2 separate regions of the Homo sapiens genome follow, and region 2 is linked to region 1. A link is a loop called in an ENCODE intact Hi-C map of the cell type or tissue named here. Cell type or tissue: mammary epithelial cell. All regions are shown on one strand.

Region 1 (8,000 bases):
ATAATGATTTTTCTCTTCTAATTTGTTGGCATAATAAATTACTAAATTTTCTTGAGCCATCCTTGCATTCTTAATAAACTTAATTGCAGACTGCTGTATCAATATATTATTGGTTCTTTTTAGCTAATAGTATAGTTTGAATTTTCACATCTATAGTCAAAAGAAAAATAGGTCTTTTTAAATTTGTTTTTTCTATTTGGGTCATATTACTTTCAAAAAATGAGTATGGGAACTAATTGGGAAACCTAGCTACTTTTTCTATGCTCTGAAATATTTTACATAATATAGCAATTCAGCATTTTTTGAAGGCTACCAAAATTCAGCTCCAAAAGCATCTAGATCAGGTTCTTTCTAGTGGTATATTTTAGTAATTTTTAAATATTTCATCTTATAGTCTGCAGGTTTTCTACCTCCTCTTCTGCAAATTTTGGTCTTTTGTATTTTGGTAAAATTGATCCATTTTTCCTATATTTTCACATGTATTACTTTAGAGTAGCATAAATTGTTCTCTATATAATTCTTTTATATCTTTAACTTTGGTTAATGCTTTCATTTGTACATTCATGTTTCCACCCACCTATTTACTAACTATTCAATCCCTTTACTCACCTATCCATTCACTCAACACATATGCAAATACCCAATCCCCACTCACCTATCCCTCCTTTCCTTCCACTGACACACTTTTCAACTTAGCTATTTGCCTACTCCATATGTCTATCCACTTACTTTTCTTACTCATCTTTCTTCTACAGACCCACTTGCCCATCTAGCCTTTAATTCATCTTCCTATTATTGACCTCTCTCTTCCCCCTTTCTCTGCACACACACACATGCACACACTCTTTCATACCCATCAAAATACATATTCATCATTTCTATACCTAACTCCCTCCATCCCCCTACCAATGCACTCTTCCACCTTTCATTCAAACAGCCTCCATCAATAGGCCCACATATCCCATCACTACCCTATCCATCTTTATATTCAATCCAATCCACTTATTCACCCAATCATCCACCCATCCATAATCCATGCATTCATGTACCCAAACATCCATGCTTTCCTCACTAATCCCTCTCCCTGCTCAACCATCTTCCCACTTATCACACTCTACCAGCCACCCATCCATCCACATAGCTACCTACCTATTCACACACCTACCAATCCCCCCCACCTACCTTGCTCTTCCAGCAAGATGTACTGAGTGTTTATTTGGGGCCTATTCATGTTTTAAGCACTGCGTTCTAGACACAGACCTGTTTAATGGAGTTCAGAGCTTACTTGGGGGAGCAAACATGTAACTTAGTAATAGAGTTAGAGGCAGAGGGAACAACATAGGAAGCCAGTGACAGAGAATCAGTCCATGTGACAGATCTTGGGCTAATGAAAAAGCAGGAGGTGCCAGGTAGAGGCTGATCTTGTTGGTTCTCGTTGGAGTCCCCTGTTCTAAGCACAGGATTGTTCCTGGGAGAGAATTGGCCTGGAGGCAGAGGTAGGGCACCATGCCCTCAATGAGAAAGGATGAAGAAAGGAGAGGCAAAACCCCAGGTGGGTCCTTACCCAGCCTTCTCCAAGAAATTATTGGAGAGAAGGGGCCAAAACCATGATTTATCCCAAGTCCCAAAGACATAAATTTTATTTCACCTGCTTGGAAAGTGAGATGCTTGGATGGGCCTGAAAATTAGGCAAGACAGAATGGAATGAAGCAACCAGAAAGATAGTTAATTTATTTTCAATAAAATTTACGAAAAAATGCAGCCTTAATTGGGGACCCTGGGTACCATTTAGAAATTTACTGACTTTGGTGAGCCAAGTTTGCGCCACTGCACTCCAGCCTGGGTGACAGAGTGAGACTCCGTTTCAAAAAAAAAAAAAGAAATTTACTGACTTTCACTTTGTGGGTGTTCAGCCTCTGTCTCCACTAAAGACATTACTTCATTCCTTTAGACTCACCCTTCCTCTCTACCTTCAACTCTACAAGAAAATATTATATCCACACCAACATCAAAACATGCCCTGGTGTCCTCTGGCAAGAACTTGTGTGCTCAGCTCCCTCTTAATCTTATTTCTGACACTCACTTGCTGGGTGACATTTAGTCAGCATCCTCACTTCTCTGGGCCTTATGATTCCCATCTATAAATTGAGAAATAGGGCTTGATGGTCCCTCAGAGCCCTTCCACTTAGATATTCCAGTTTTCACTCTCTCCTGGGCTGAGTTTGTGAGAATATGGGAAATGAAATGAGTGAAACAGCACTGCTTACGACGTCTTACTCATTCATTAGAAATTCTAGCCAGGCACGGTGGCTCATGCCTGTAATCCCAACACTTTGGGAGGCTTAGGTGGGCAAATTGCTTGAGGCCAGGAGGTGGAGACCAGCCTGGCCAAGGGCGATACGTCATCTCTACTAAATATACAAAAATTAGCTGTGCATGGTGGTGCATGCCTGTAATCCCAGCTACTTGGGAGGTCGAGGCACGAATTGCTTGAACCGGGAAGGTGGAGATTGCAGTGAGCCGAGATTGTGCCACTGCACTCCAGCCTGGATGACAGAGCAAGAATGTTTTTAAAGAAAAAAAAGAAAAGAAAAGAAAAGAAAGGAAAGGAAAGGAAAGGAAAGGAGAAGAGAAGAGAAGAGGAAAGGAAAGGAAAGGAAAGGAAAAGAGAAGAAAAGAAAAGAAGAAAAAAGAAAAGAAAAATTTGATTCGGTAGTCTCTTCAAGTGAGATTGTCAAGTTGGTGGCATGGGATTCTTACGGCGGCTGTCTGTGATCCTAAATTTTGTGACCATATAGTCACTCTCTGATAATAAGGCTGTCTTTGTCTGGCCTCTGTCTGTCATGTAGGAAAATTTGGAGAACAAACTTGGCCCAAAAGGGTAACTCCTAGTTAGAGAAGAAAACGGGAGCCCTCGGGATAACATTTACTCTGTAAAGAGTGTCTCTCTTCTTCCCAGGACTGGCTGAGTGGCCAGTGTAGATTCCATGGCTGTAGGAAAGGAAAGCTGTCCAAGTTCCCCAGCACCTCTTTCCCACAGCTCCTCTAGCAGCCCAGTTAGAATCCCCAAAGTCTGCTGTGTTACTGAACTTTATTCCACTGCAGTCTCCCAGGCAAGTCCCTTCACTTCATAGTTCCTCAGACATCAAGGAGCTGGCAGTGATGATAAAGGCTCCCTCTAAGCTCTGATATCCTCTCTTGCTCTCAGAGCAACAAAACTTTGAGAAACATTCTCTGAAGACTCTGCTATCAGCCTGATTCCTCCCCTACACCCTGCTCTGTGGCAAATCTGTATTCTTTGGCCTTAGTCAACGAATATGAGTGAACCAAAGATACAATAAAAGACAGAAGGATGGGAGGAAACTGTGGGAGAGGGAGAAAGGAACACAGAGACCATGGGGAAAGAGAAACAGTAGACTTAGGCACAGAGAGGCACAGATAAACAATGAGATACCAAGAGACCGACAGAGACACATTGTCAGAGACAAGCAGAAGGAGTGTGCTAGTAAGTGTGCACGTACGATGGAAAATGAATGAAGAATGAGGACATTCCACCACTCTCCAAGTTATCAAGATGAAGACCCAAGATGGTGGCATTCACTCTGAAGGTAGCCTGGAAAGTGGGAGACACGCTTTGCCCACTCCCTGTGGTTGACTAGAGCCCCCAGCCCAGTGCAGCCTAGGGGTGTAAGGATCAAGATCCATTCAATAAGAGACCCTTCCTCCCAAGCTGTGAGCTGTGGGTGCCAGTTAGTCCCATTTGTGACCTTGGGAACTTAGTGTTCCCAGCAAGAAAGGGGGTGGCTGGCTTGTCTCCAGTTCTTATATCCAAGGTGCAGCAGCTGAGCATTCCAAATTCGGGAACCACCAGAAAGGCTGGCCTCTCTTCAACATGGGATCTTCTGGACTTTTGAGCCTCCTGGTGCTATTCGTCCTCTTAGCGAATGTCCAGGGACCTGGTCTGACTGATTGGTTATTTCCCAGTAAGTATTGGCCTCAGCCCTTACCCTAGAGAGAGGGGAGTTTGCTGGGAGGAAGGAACAGGGAAGAACTCTTCAGATGTGGGTTGCTTTCCACCATCTTAGCCCAGGTCCCGGGTTGGGAGAGGAGAGAGATATTTGTAAGATCCCTCCTGTGTAAGATTCCTTCTGGGAATGCAGTAACCCCAACTTAGGCAATCCCCACTTTCAGCTCCTTTGAAGTGGAGGGTCTTTATCAAGCAGGTGGAGGAGAGTCACAGGATCTAGCTTTCAGGGGAGTCGCTACAGGAATCCGGGAAACCAAGGGACCTTCTCCTTACCCCACAAGCAAAACAGGCCCCTTCCTTGAGGCATCATCTCTATCCACTCTTGGTTCTTTCAAATGTAGTCCCATAAAGTGTCCCTGTATCCCTAGGGGTTCCCTAACTTTGAGATAAAGGACAGCATCCAGAAGTCTCTTTAAACTTAAGACACATTAGTTGTGGAATATTAATTCCATGACTATAATGTAACAATGATCATTGGTATCATTTGCTGAACACTCAGGAAGTAAGGATTTCTGAAAAGGGATTTCTAAAACAACAGAGGGATCTGGAATCAGACTTAGTGGGTTCAAATCTTGGTAGCCCTGTAATCTTGGGCAAGTTACTTAAATTTCATGGGTCTCAGTTTCCGCATGTGTAAAATGGGGATATTAATAGAACTTCCTTCATAGAGCAATTATAAAGATTAAATGAGATCATACATTTAAAATGCTTAGAAGAGTGCTCGGCTTATGGTAAATACTTAGCAAATGTTAGATAATATGACTGTGCATCAGTTACTTTGATTAGGGCTTTATATACTTTGTCTCATTGTTTTCTCACAAAATCCGTAAGGGCAAAATGATTTTACAGATGATGAAACCAAGGTTCAGAGAGGGTCAGAATTCAGACCAAGTCAGAATTCAAAATCTAAACTGGCTCCGGGGTAAGTGATACTAATTGCTGTATAATACTACCACCTAGAGGAACTTCCAAACATGGATTCCTCAACAAGGCCAAAAAGACCGCATTGGCTTACATCAGTGGCCCACAATGGTGTGATTTTGCCTTCCAGGGGACCTTTGCAGTGCCTGGAGACATTTTCAGTTGTTACAATCAGGGGTGCTACTGGATTCTGATGGGAAGAGGCCTGGGATGCTGCTAAACATCCTACAATCCCCAGTTCAGCCCCCCAAACAAAGAATTATCCAGCCCAAATATCACCAGTGGTTGAGAAATTCTGCCTTAGATGGGATGGAGCTGGGGGGTGGGAATAGAGGGAGGAGAGGTCACTGGGGAGTGGTGGGGGTGTAGGCAGTAGGGAAATGAGTGAGGCTGCCCTGAGGAAAAGAACTCCTGGGGGCAAGCAAACTGAAAGCAAACTTCCCTGACTCTCTAGAATTGCCTTGTGTCTGGCAAAGTGGGGAGACACTATGCTCTCTAAGGCACACGGGTGTAAAACCGCTCTTTCCCTAGGGAGATGTCCCAAAATCAGAGAAGAATGTGAATTCCAAGAAAGGGATGTGTGTACAAAGGACAGACAATGCCAGGACAACAAGAAGTGTTGTGTCTTCAGCTGCGGAAAAAAATGTTTAGATCTCAAACAAGGTAATATTCAGAGCTGCAGAATAACCAACCCCTCCTCCCCCTGTCCTCACCTTCTGCCTTCCTGGACTGGCTTTGTGCCCTGATCGCTGAGGGCTGGTCTCTGGCAAAACTGCTGGACTTGGGAGACCTGCGATTTAGATTCATTACTGTGCCAAATATGGTGTGTGCCATTAGGAATGACCTTATCCTATCAGGTAATGTCTGAGACTCAGTTTCCCAGAACAAATCATTGGTGAATCAGTGGCATTGAATCAGATTCTTTTGGCTATTTGGATACCTGTCACTCTTATAATTTTTTGAGCTCCCAGGTGGCCATCGTTGCCCTAACATATGCTGCAAGTGATAAATTAAGCAATTTATATTTCCCAACTTTTTTGCTATGGAGTGACCACCTCTCTGCCTACACAAATCCAACTTTGCACCAAAACGCCTCTCCTGACTGCTCCAGAACAGAGGGTTTCTCCTTTCTGCTGCATCTTAGTTTCATGCCCATCACCCTGGGATGCAAAAAGACTATCAAAGATTCTGTTTTTATTCATTCAACAAATACTGATTGAGTGCCTCTGAGACCCACAATAGGATTTGGTCTCAGTGTGGTCAGGGGGGTTGGGATTGCCTTCTTTGAGAAAGAAAATCTGGGGTTGAGTTGAGAAAGATGGGTAATGTTTTAGGCAAAAAGTGGGTGGAGGGGTTTTCCAGGCACAGGCAGTAGCATGCACAAAGGCTCAGTGGTGGGGCCTTGGGAGTCCAGAACGCAGAGTGAGCACGAGCATGGTACAAGGAAAACAGATTCTGGGTGGGCAGAGATCAAACAATTCAGGTATGGTGGGCCAGATTAAAGAGTCTTGCCTGGATCCCAAGGGCTATGGCAATCCACCGAGGCGGGGCATCATATGACCAGGTTCATACTACATCTATCGAGTTTAAAATAGGAGGAACAGAGTATCTTAAAGGACTTCAAGATGATAGAAATGGTGGCCGGAACTAGAGGTAGCTGAGGGGATGAAGAAGAGTAGGACCTGCTTGAAAGAAAGAGTAGGACATAGGAGGCAAAGTGAACAGGACTTGACAGAGAAGTAGAGTGGGCAGGTTAGGGGGCTAAGTCACTCATATGCCAGCAGGTAAGGATTCTGAATTCAGCCATCCTGAGTTCAACTCTTACCTCCAGTTTTTACGAGCCTTTTTGTCTTGGATAAATTAACAACTTTCCCTCACTGTGAGTCAGTTTCCTCAGATAATAAAAGGATCAGTGTAAAAGATTATTTTGAGGATCCAATTGATCTGCATGATGTGATTAGAGTTATGCCTGGCACACAGTAGCCACCTGATACCTATTCGCTTATTTGTAATTCTTGGCTAAGGGCTCCTAAATAGCAGAGATCATGCCTTTTCTCTGTTCCTTGAAGCATTGAGCACATAATAGGTGCTCAATGAATAATTTATTCAGTTCAGATCAGGATACATTTCGTTTATCCTCAACGTTCCATAAGGTTCTGTACTGTGCCAGGCTACCTGTTAGGAATTGGGATGCCAAGATGAAAGCAGATACACTAGAAACTCACTCCCTGCTCACTAGAAACTCACAGCCTCAGGGATGAGACTGAAGATATAAACAAATGAAAAATGAATGCACAAGACTCTGAAGCAAGGTGTGGCAGTGAGGAATGTAGAATGGGGTCAAGAGTGACATCACAGCAGTTGATGTCTGAGAAAGGTTTTGAAGTAAGAAGAGTGTCACTGTGAGCAGTGCAAAGGGATGGAGGTATAGAGGTAGCACGGTGTGTTGAGTACTGCTGGAGCATGTGGCTCAAAGGGGTTCTGCGGCAGGAGAGGAGGCCAGCGTCACAGTAGGAGCCAGACAATGAAGGGCCTTGTGGGTCATGGGAGGACATTGTCATAGAGTGAAGGTAGGTCTTCTCTGTGCAATGACATGATAAGCCTGGCTCTCAGATCCATCAGATCCTTCTCTCTGGTGGGAAGCATGAAGGATTGATTGGAGGGGCCAGGAATGGAGGCAGGGGGATCAATCTGAGGTCACCTCAACAGTCCAGGCATGAGACACTGAGGCTTATATTAAAGAGACTGGCAGAGAGGTGAGCTATTAGGAGGTAAAAATCAACAGGATCTAATTGTTTAGCAGTGGAGATTTACCCAAATGGAACTGTGTAAGCATTATTTAGTTGGGACCTGCATTTGTTTGGTAGAGTTGCTATAACAAAGCACCACTGACTGGGAGTCTTAAACAACAGAAATGTATTGTCTCACAGTTCCTCAGGCTAGAAGTCCGAGATCAAGGTGTCAGCATGGTTGGTTCCTTGTCAGGGTTATGGGGAAGAAGCATGTTCCATTGCTCTCCCCTGGCTTCTGGTGCTTTGCTGGCAATCTTTGG
Region 2 (8,000 bases), 420 kb before region 1:
GCACTGGGATTACAGGTGTGAGCGGCTGTGCCTGGCCCTAAAATATTTCAGTATGCAGTCATCATAACAATTACTGGTGAGTTTTGGCCGGGCACAGTGGCTCACGCCTGTAATCTCAGCACTTTGGGAGGCTGAGGCAGATGGATCACAAGGTCAGGAGATCGAGACCATCCTGGCTAACACGGTGAAATCCTGTCTCTACTAAAATACCAAAAAAAAAAAAAATTATTGGTGAGTTTTTTAATACCAATTTTTTGAAATTCATTATTTTACACTTAATTATATCTCAGTTTGGACTAGGCATATTTCAAGGGCTCAATAGCTACATATGGCTGGTGGCAGCTGTTTTGGATAGGGCAGCCGTAGAGTTTGTGGACTTCAATGTTTATTTAAACTTTTTTCTAACTGGCTGTACAGTGTCTGGAGGAAGGGTTGCCTTTTCCCTATTCACATGAAGGTGCTTTATGAGCTAGTGGTAGGTGCCAGGAAGGGTAGAGAAAGAACTTCAGGGGCTCAGGGCAGGAACGCCAAGTCAGCCAGAGGAGATCAGGAGGGCTTTCTGGAGGAGGCATCGCTGTGGGCTTGGAGGAGGAGTATGCAGGGGTAGGGAAGTGAGCTGGGCAAGGGGTCAGGGCTGAAAGGGCAGGTCCCGCCACTCACTGTTCACCAACTTTACTGTCCCCCACAGAGGATAGCGACTATAATCCAGCTGAGGATGAGCCCCGAGGCCGGCAGCTTCGGCTCCAGCGCCCCACCCCCAGTACCCCAAGGCCCCGAAGGAGACCTGGCCGGCCCCGGAAGCTGCCCCGCCTGGAGATCTCAGACCTCCCAGATGGTGAGGCTTGGTCTTGGGAGGGGCTCGTGTGGGTGGGTCAGGAGTGGCCTCTCTCCCTGCTTGTCTCTGTGGAGTTCTGGGGACTGAGTGTGCCCTGCAGGGCAGCTGTCTCAAACCGGGTCACCTGCAGGCCTCCAGGGAAAGGGGAAAGCCCTCAAAGACTCAAGCTCAAGAAACCCTGACTCAGGAAACTCTCTCAGCTTTATGGAAATGCCTTTCACCACAATTTGTCATAGCAAAAGAGAAATTTGGGACTTTATCACTGAATGCGTAAGATAAGTTTTAAATATTACTGAAATGAGAAGAGAGGAATAAGTCTGAGGCCTGGGACTATCAGAGGAGCCCTGGTTCGGAGCATTACTGGCTGGGGACAGAAAGGACCCAGCCGTGGTGTGAGCACCAGCTCTGCCGCCTGCAGTCTGTGTGACTTGGAGCTTAAATCTCCAGTCCCTTTATTTATGCATGGAGGTTATAGCAGCATGCCTTTTAGGATTGCTTAAGGGTTAAATACACACAAAAGAGTACAGTGGCAGCTGTTTATGGTTGGAGAGTTGTTGTATTATTATTATTATTATTATTATTATTATTATTATTATTTTGAGACAGAGTTTCACTCTTGCCCGGGCTGGAGTGCAGCGTCATGATCTCGGCTCACTGCAACCCCTGTCTCCCAGGTTCGAGCAATTCTCGTGCCTCAGCCTTCTGAGTAACTGGGATCACAGGCGCCCACCACCACACCGACTTAATTTTTTTAGTAGAGACAGGGTTTCACCATATTGGCCAGGCTGGTCTCAAACTCCTGACCTCAGGTGATCTGCCCACCTCAGCCTCCCAAAGTGCTGGGATTACAGGCGTGAGCCACCGCACTTGGCCTATTGTATTCTTTAGTCTCTATTTCAAAAAGGCCTTTTTACCGAGGCACATATGTATGGAAAGTTACACATATTCTGCCCAGGTCAATGAGTTTTCACAAGGTGCACACACCTGTGTAACCAAGCACCTGTATAACCCAGTCAAGAAGCAGAACATTACCTGCATTGTCTGTATTGTTAATTTGTCTAGTACATATTTAATATTTAAATACTGTCAATGTTTTTGAAGAGGTAACAGATTTAGATTGTCCAAATGGTTTGCAAGCATGGAAGTCACATCTCCCTCCTTCCCTCCCATCAGCCCTCCAGCTGCCTGACCTCCCTGGGGAATGCCAGTGTTAAAGCACTCCTATTGCTTCCCGAGCCTTAGATTGTTCTGTGAAGTCACCAAAGCCGCCATTCTGGCCTCCCTTGGATAAATGGGGCAAATGAGACTCCGGGAGAGGAATGGCTTTGTCTGTAGGTGCACAGCATGTCAGTGACAGAGCCGTGCCTGGAACCCAGGTCTCCTGACTGGGAGGTCCCAGCTCTCGCCGTTGCTCTAATCCAGGCCAGGTCCTACTGTGCTGACAGAATGTCGGCTGTTGGGCGGTAGTATCCATGCTGCCCTCTAACCACAGGCTGTCTGTGTCATGTGACTCAATGCACCCATCAGTGGTCTGTGATGAGTGGGTGGGAGGATATTTTGGCTGGCCTCTGGCCCACTTGTCCACGTCTGTCCTGGTGTGTCAGTGGCTGGCTTGTGACCTGGCATGTCCGTGGCAGGTGTGGAAGGAGAGCCTCTAGTGAGTTCCCAGAGTGGACAGAGCCCTCCAGAGCCACAGGATCCCGAGGCTCCCAGCTCCTCAGGCCCAGGACACCTGGTGGCCATGGGCAAGGTGAGCAGGACCCCTGTGGAAGCTGGTGTGAGCCAGTCAGATGCAGAGAACGCAGCCCCCTCCTGCCCGGATGAGCATGACACTCTGCCCCGGCGCCGAGGTCGACCTTCCAGGCGCTTCCTAGGCAAGAAATACCGCAAGTATGTGGAGCAGAGGTGAGGGTGGGGCATGCATGTGGTTAAGCCACCAACCCCACCAGACCTTTCCGCCACACTCTCATCCTGCAGGTACTATTACAAGTCGCCCAAACCACTTTTGAGGCCCTTCCTGTGCCGCATCTGTGGTTCTCGCTTTCTGTCCCACGAGGACCTGCGCTTCCACGTCAACTCCCATGAGGCTGGCGATCCCCAGCTCTTCAAGTGCCTGCAGTGCAGCTATCGTTCCCGCCGCTGGTCCTCGCTCAAGGTGCGGGAGCCAAAGAGGCTTGGGGCTCATGGGAGGGTGAAGAAGGCAAGCAGAGGCCAGCTGGTGCCACTGAGGGAGAATGGAGTCACAGAGCATTCTGGGTCACGCTCTCCTGCTGCTCTTCAGAACGCGTGTCTGGCTCACTGGCGTACCGAAGAACGCTCAGCTCCTCAGAGCTTGCGGGAATGTGGGGAGGGGCTGGGAAGGGCTGCCACAGGCGGTTTTGCAGGCGGCACAGTGCACAGTGGCAGCATATCTTCACCACCACAGACGCCATAAAACTGTTTTCATCTGATTCCATGTGTTAGAAAGATTTCCAGCAGATGGCAGTCATGTGTCTCAAGAAAAGGGTTCCTTTTAGGCCAGGTGCAGTGGCTTGCTCCTGTAATCCCAGCACTTTGCGAGGCTGAGGCAGGTGGATCACCTGAGGTCAGGAGTTTGAGACCAGCTTGGCCAACATGGAGAAACCCCATCTCTACTAAAAATACAAAATTAGCTGGGCATGGTGGTGCATGCCTGTAATCCCAACTACTTGGGATGCTGAGGCAGGAGAATCGCTTGAACCCGGGAGGCAGAGGTTGCAGTGAGCCAAGATCACACCATTGCACTCCAGCCTGGGCAACAAGAGCGAAACTCTGTCTCAAAAAAACAAACAAACAAAAAAAAAAAAACGGTTCCTTTTTCTCCTTAACACAAGCTACCATGTGGCCTGCAGCAGCCCTGAGCCTTTTATGCAGTAACTGGATAATTAAATCCTTATTGCAGCCCAATGAGGTCGTAGGTGTCCATAGTCCCATTCTACTGACCCCCAGGAAACTGTGGCTCGGCCTGGCCAATGTGCAAGTTGGCAGCTGTGGGAGAGGGTACTTCCGGGCACGGTGGTCAGAGCGAGCCCCTGTGCTCTGTGCACGCTGTGCTGTGGGCTGTTATGTGGGTTCTGCAGAGAAGATGTCTCGTGACGCAGTGGGAGAGGTGGAGGCTGCGGCGCCATGCTGCCTGGCTTCAGCTCCAAGCTCTGCCATCGCAAGGTCCCTCCACCCTGAGACTCAGGTTCCTTCTTTGTCAAGTTGTGAGCCAGCACAGAGCCTGGCACAGAGTGGGTGCTCTCGCTGGGGACAGTCCCCGGGCCTTCCTAGGTTTTGACCCTTGCGTCGGGGTGTGTTGTCCACATGCCTGTGTTCTGTGAGCTGCTCCCGCAGCAACCCTAAGACTGTGGCCACAGGCATGGTGGGGACGGGGATGGGAGAGGAGGCCAAGCCCCAGCCCACCATCCTTTTGTCTGTCTCCCAGGAGCACATGTTCAACCACGTGGGCAGCAAGCCCTACAAGTGTGACGAGTGCAGCTACACCAGTGTCTACCGGAAGGACGTCATTCGGCACGCCGCTGTGCACAGCCGGGACCGGTCAGTGTGGGGGTGGGAGGGACCTGGGCAAGAGAGGCCAGGTTGGGTGGGGAAGTGGAGGCCCGGGATAACCATGGTTCCCACTTACCGTGCTCCTGCTCTGAGCCAGCCCCATTTGCTGCACACTACAGGCATGAGCAGAAAGGCAGTTCACCCCAGTTCATTTGGCTTAGAACAGGACAGTACCAGGCCTTGAGGTCCCCAGCTCAGCCTCTTACCTCTTGTGAGCTTTAGTTTCTCATCAAACGGGGACAGTTGTTGAAGGGATTGAAGGAAATTGTGTACCTAAAGGAGTTCAGTAAATGATCCAAGATCTTCTGGACTCCAGATCCTACTCATCTCTCACAGGGCTGAGAGTGCACCTGAGACAGAGAAACACAAGTTCTTATGCACCTAATGATTGCTCACAGGATTATAATTCGATCCCGAGCTTCAGGAAGGAGTTCGCTTCATGAGAGGTGGTGTGTGAGCAGAGGTTGGAGACAGATCCCCTGGGACAGTAGCTCCAGCTGTGTGTGTGGAAAAGCCAGCCCAAGATACTTTAAGGTTTCTTTTTTTTAAATGAAAAAAAAAAAAAAAAAAGGTTCTGTGGCTAAGTAAGATTAGTGTAGGTTCACCAGCTTGCAGAGCTGTTCAACACCTCTTTCCTGCAGGATTTCTTAGAGCTTTTATTGACTGATTGACAGGGTCTCACTCTGTCACCCAGTCTGGAATAGAGTGGCACAATTACAGCTCACTGCAGCCTCAACCTCCCAGGCTTAAGCGATCTTTCTGCTTCAGCCTTCCGAGTAGCTGGGACTACAGGTGCTAACCAGCACACCCGGCTAACTTTTTATTATTTACTAATTTTTTTTTGTAGAGACGATGTCTTGTTATGTTGCCCAGGCTGGTCTCAAACTCCGGGCCTTAACTGATCCTTAGAGCTTTTAATATGCAAGTAACATTTTGTGATTGACAGACAGAAAGAATGTACCATTTCACAAATATATTTGAGTGCAGAATATGTTATTTACAGCGTGCCCCTTAGCGTTTTCCCCAGTGAACTCCAGCTGGGGAAGCACTATTCTAAGAGAAAGGGGCCTTGGCAGGGAGTAGGCTCATAGCTGAGGCTGGGTCTGTTCAGTGTGAGAGGGTCTAGAGTGGGCTTGGGGAAGCTCTGGTCTAATTCCTCGGCCTTTTCCCCACAGGAAGAAGAGGCCAGATCCGGTGAGTCTGGCGTGCTGGCCTGGGAAGGGAACCTGCCCGGGGGTTGTTTATGGGGGTGAGGACAAGAGGGGAGGTTTTATCCTCCCTCCTCCACTTCTTTCTCCATCTGGCCCCTTCTTATGCCTTCCTAGACTCCAAAGCTGAGCTCTTTCCCCTGCCCTGTGTGTGGCCGTGTGTACCCCATGCAGAAAAGACTCACGCAGCACATGAAGACGCACAGCACTGAGAAGCCCCACATGTGTGACAAGGTGGGTGGGAGCCAGGGCTGGGGCTGAGAGGAGGGCCTCCCCTGGGTGATGGAGGGTGATCGCCATCTCACTGCTCTCCACCCCTCACAGTGTGGAAAGTCCTTTAAGAAGCGCTACACCTTCAAAATGCACCTGCTCACGCACATCCAGGCTGTTGCCAACCGCAGGTACATCCCCTTGGAGGCCCCTGGGGACGGGAGCAGTCCCCAGCTCATTACTGAGCTTCCCTCCCTCTAACCGCCTCCAGGTTCAAGTGTGAGTTCTGTGAGTTTGTTTGTGAAGACAAGAAGGCACTGCTGAACCACCAGTTGTCCCACGTCAGTGACAAGCCCTTCAAATGCAGCTTTTGTCCCTACCGCACCTTCCGAGAGGACTTCTTGCTGTCCCATGTGGCTGTCAAGCACACAGGTCAGGCTGGACACACCCCAGCCCCACTCACCAGCCCTCAGTGCCCTGTACCCCTGATCAGAGGCTTAGCTCCCATCCTCTTCCTTCCCCCTCGGTAGCCCCAGCCACAGAACAGCCCAAGTCCTTCAAGTGTAAAGAGAATTTCCCATAGGCGTATTCACCCTAACCTGAGCCTGGGTTCCTGCTTGGCTGGTTGTTCTCTGGATGGCTCTGGGCCGGTCGCTTGCCCTCTCCGAGCCTTCCATATTTATGAAATGGGGGAATCAGAGTGCCTGCCATATGGCTATGATGAAAGTAAGTTCCATTTGTTCCTTGAGCCTTGTGTGTGCTGGCACTGGGGCTGGAGAGGAGGCTCTTCCAGACCCTGCCTTGGCAGATGAAGCTGCAGAAGCAACGCCATTGGCTTGGCCCACAGAAGCTGCACTGCAAACATTGTTTCTTTGGTGCCTAGCTCCCTGGTCAGCACACTAGGGGCGATTACAGAAAAGGAGCCAGGGGTTCCCTTAGCCAGAGTCCTGTGATGACCCACAGGAGCTTGTAGTCACATGACTTTGCAAATAGGTAGGCACAGGAAGGCTCTTGAGTGCAGAGGGCGGCCCTGATTCATTTCTGTCCTGGGCCACCAGAATGGACAGTGGCATGTGTTTGCCTACATACGGGAATGAATCGCTGGAAGTCAGTCAGTTGGAGAGATCCTTAGGGTCAAGAAAGGATTCCTGGAGGGGGTAGGCTAGGGACGGGCAGACTTAAGCATGCCCCAACATGTGCCTCCAGGGGCCAAGCCCTTCGCCTGTGAGTACTGCCACTTCAGCACACGGCACAAGAAGAACCTGCGCCTGCACGTACGGTGCCGACACGCAAGCAGCTTCGAGGAATGGGGGAGGCGCCACCCTGAGGAGCCCCCCTCCCGCCGTCGCCCCTTCTTCTCTCTGCAGCAGATTGAGGAGCTGAAGCAGCAGCACAGTGCGGCCCCTGGACCACCTCCCAGTTCCCCAGGACCTCCTGAGGTAAGGTCGGGGCATGGGTCAGGATGACAGAGTGAGGCCGCTTCTCCCAGCCCCAGCATCATTTGCACATTGAGATGCAACAAAATAATCCCTGCCTCTTGAGACTGTGGTAAAAACTCACTGAGTCACACATATGCCAGCCCTAAGCTTAGAGTAAGGGTGGCTTTCTAGTGCTGGTAATAGAGAATGGAAACACCAGTAACTTAACTGTGATCATAGTTTTTATTCTCTCTTATACAAGAATTCCACAGGTCGGCAGTCTAGGGCTGGTGCGGTGATTATACAGTCGTAAGGGAATAAGTTCTCAGTATCTTTGCCCAGTCATCCCAGGCATATGACTTTCATCTTTGTAGTTGCCTCATGGTCCAGTATAGCTGCAGGAGCACCAGCCTTCCCAGCCACATCCCAGGCAGGAAGCAGGAGGAAGGGATGGGGGAGAGGCAAAAAGGATACCTACCATCTATCCATCATTCCTCATGAACTTCACCTGAAGATCGTTGCTTAGTCATGTGGCCACACTTTACCTAGCTGCAAGGGAGGCTGAGAAATGTCTTGGAGCTGGGTACATTGCCACCCTGGTGAAAATCAGAGTTCTGTTAGCAAGAGGGAAGAGGAGGATGGCCTCAGGATAGGTAGCTAGCAGTCTCTGCCACGTGAGCTGACACACTATCCCTGGAAAGATGGACCACATGACTTGCTGGTAGATCACAGGCCCTGGAATCACACAGTCATGGGTTC

What was found. Peaks named below come from ENCODE experiments on the same cell type or tissue, not always from the same donor. Only the 100,000 strongest peaks of a DNase experiment are listed, where the experiment ranks them.
Region 2: a loop joins it to region 1, with 8 times the contacts of the local background. A loop is called at or near these places in 2 of 110 quality-filtered maps.

Annotation. Positions count from the first base shown.
Region 1 is chr20:45,543,250-45,551,249 of GRCh38, reverse strand. EPPIN-WFDC6 (EPPIN-WFDC6 readthrough) reads left to right here and starts at 3,849. Exons shown (of 5, transcript NM_001198986.2): 1 at 3,849-3,983; 2 at 5,480-5,611. The coding sequence starts at 3,893. It overlaps EPPIN (epididymal peptidase inhibitor), which reads left to right and starts at 3,849. Exons shown (of 4, transcript NM_020398.4): 1 at 3,849-3,983; 2 at 5,480-5,611. The coding sequence starts at 3,893. It also overlaps a transcript of WFDC8 not described here. In mammary epithelial cell, a CTCF peak has its summit at 4,999 (motif pointing left); no DNase peak of the experiment used is centred here.
Region 2 is chr20:45,958,463-45,966,462 of GRCh38, reverse strand. ZNF335 (zinc finger protein 335) reads left to right here. Exons shown (of 28, transcript NM_022095.4): 7 at 689-835; 8 at 2,473-2,725; 9 at 2,813-2,990; 10 at 4,281-4,393; 11 at 5,581-5,599; 12 at 5,731-5,847; 13 at 5,938-6,014; 14 at 6,095-6,255; 15 at 7,030-7,262. Among named protein-coding and RNA genes, the nearest start is that of ZNF335, 9.7 kb to the left of the region's middle. In mammary epithelial cell, a CTCF peak has its summit at 3,293 (motif pointing right); no DNase peak of the experiment used is centred here.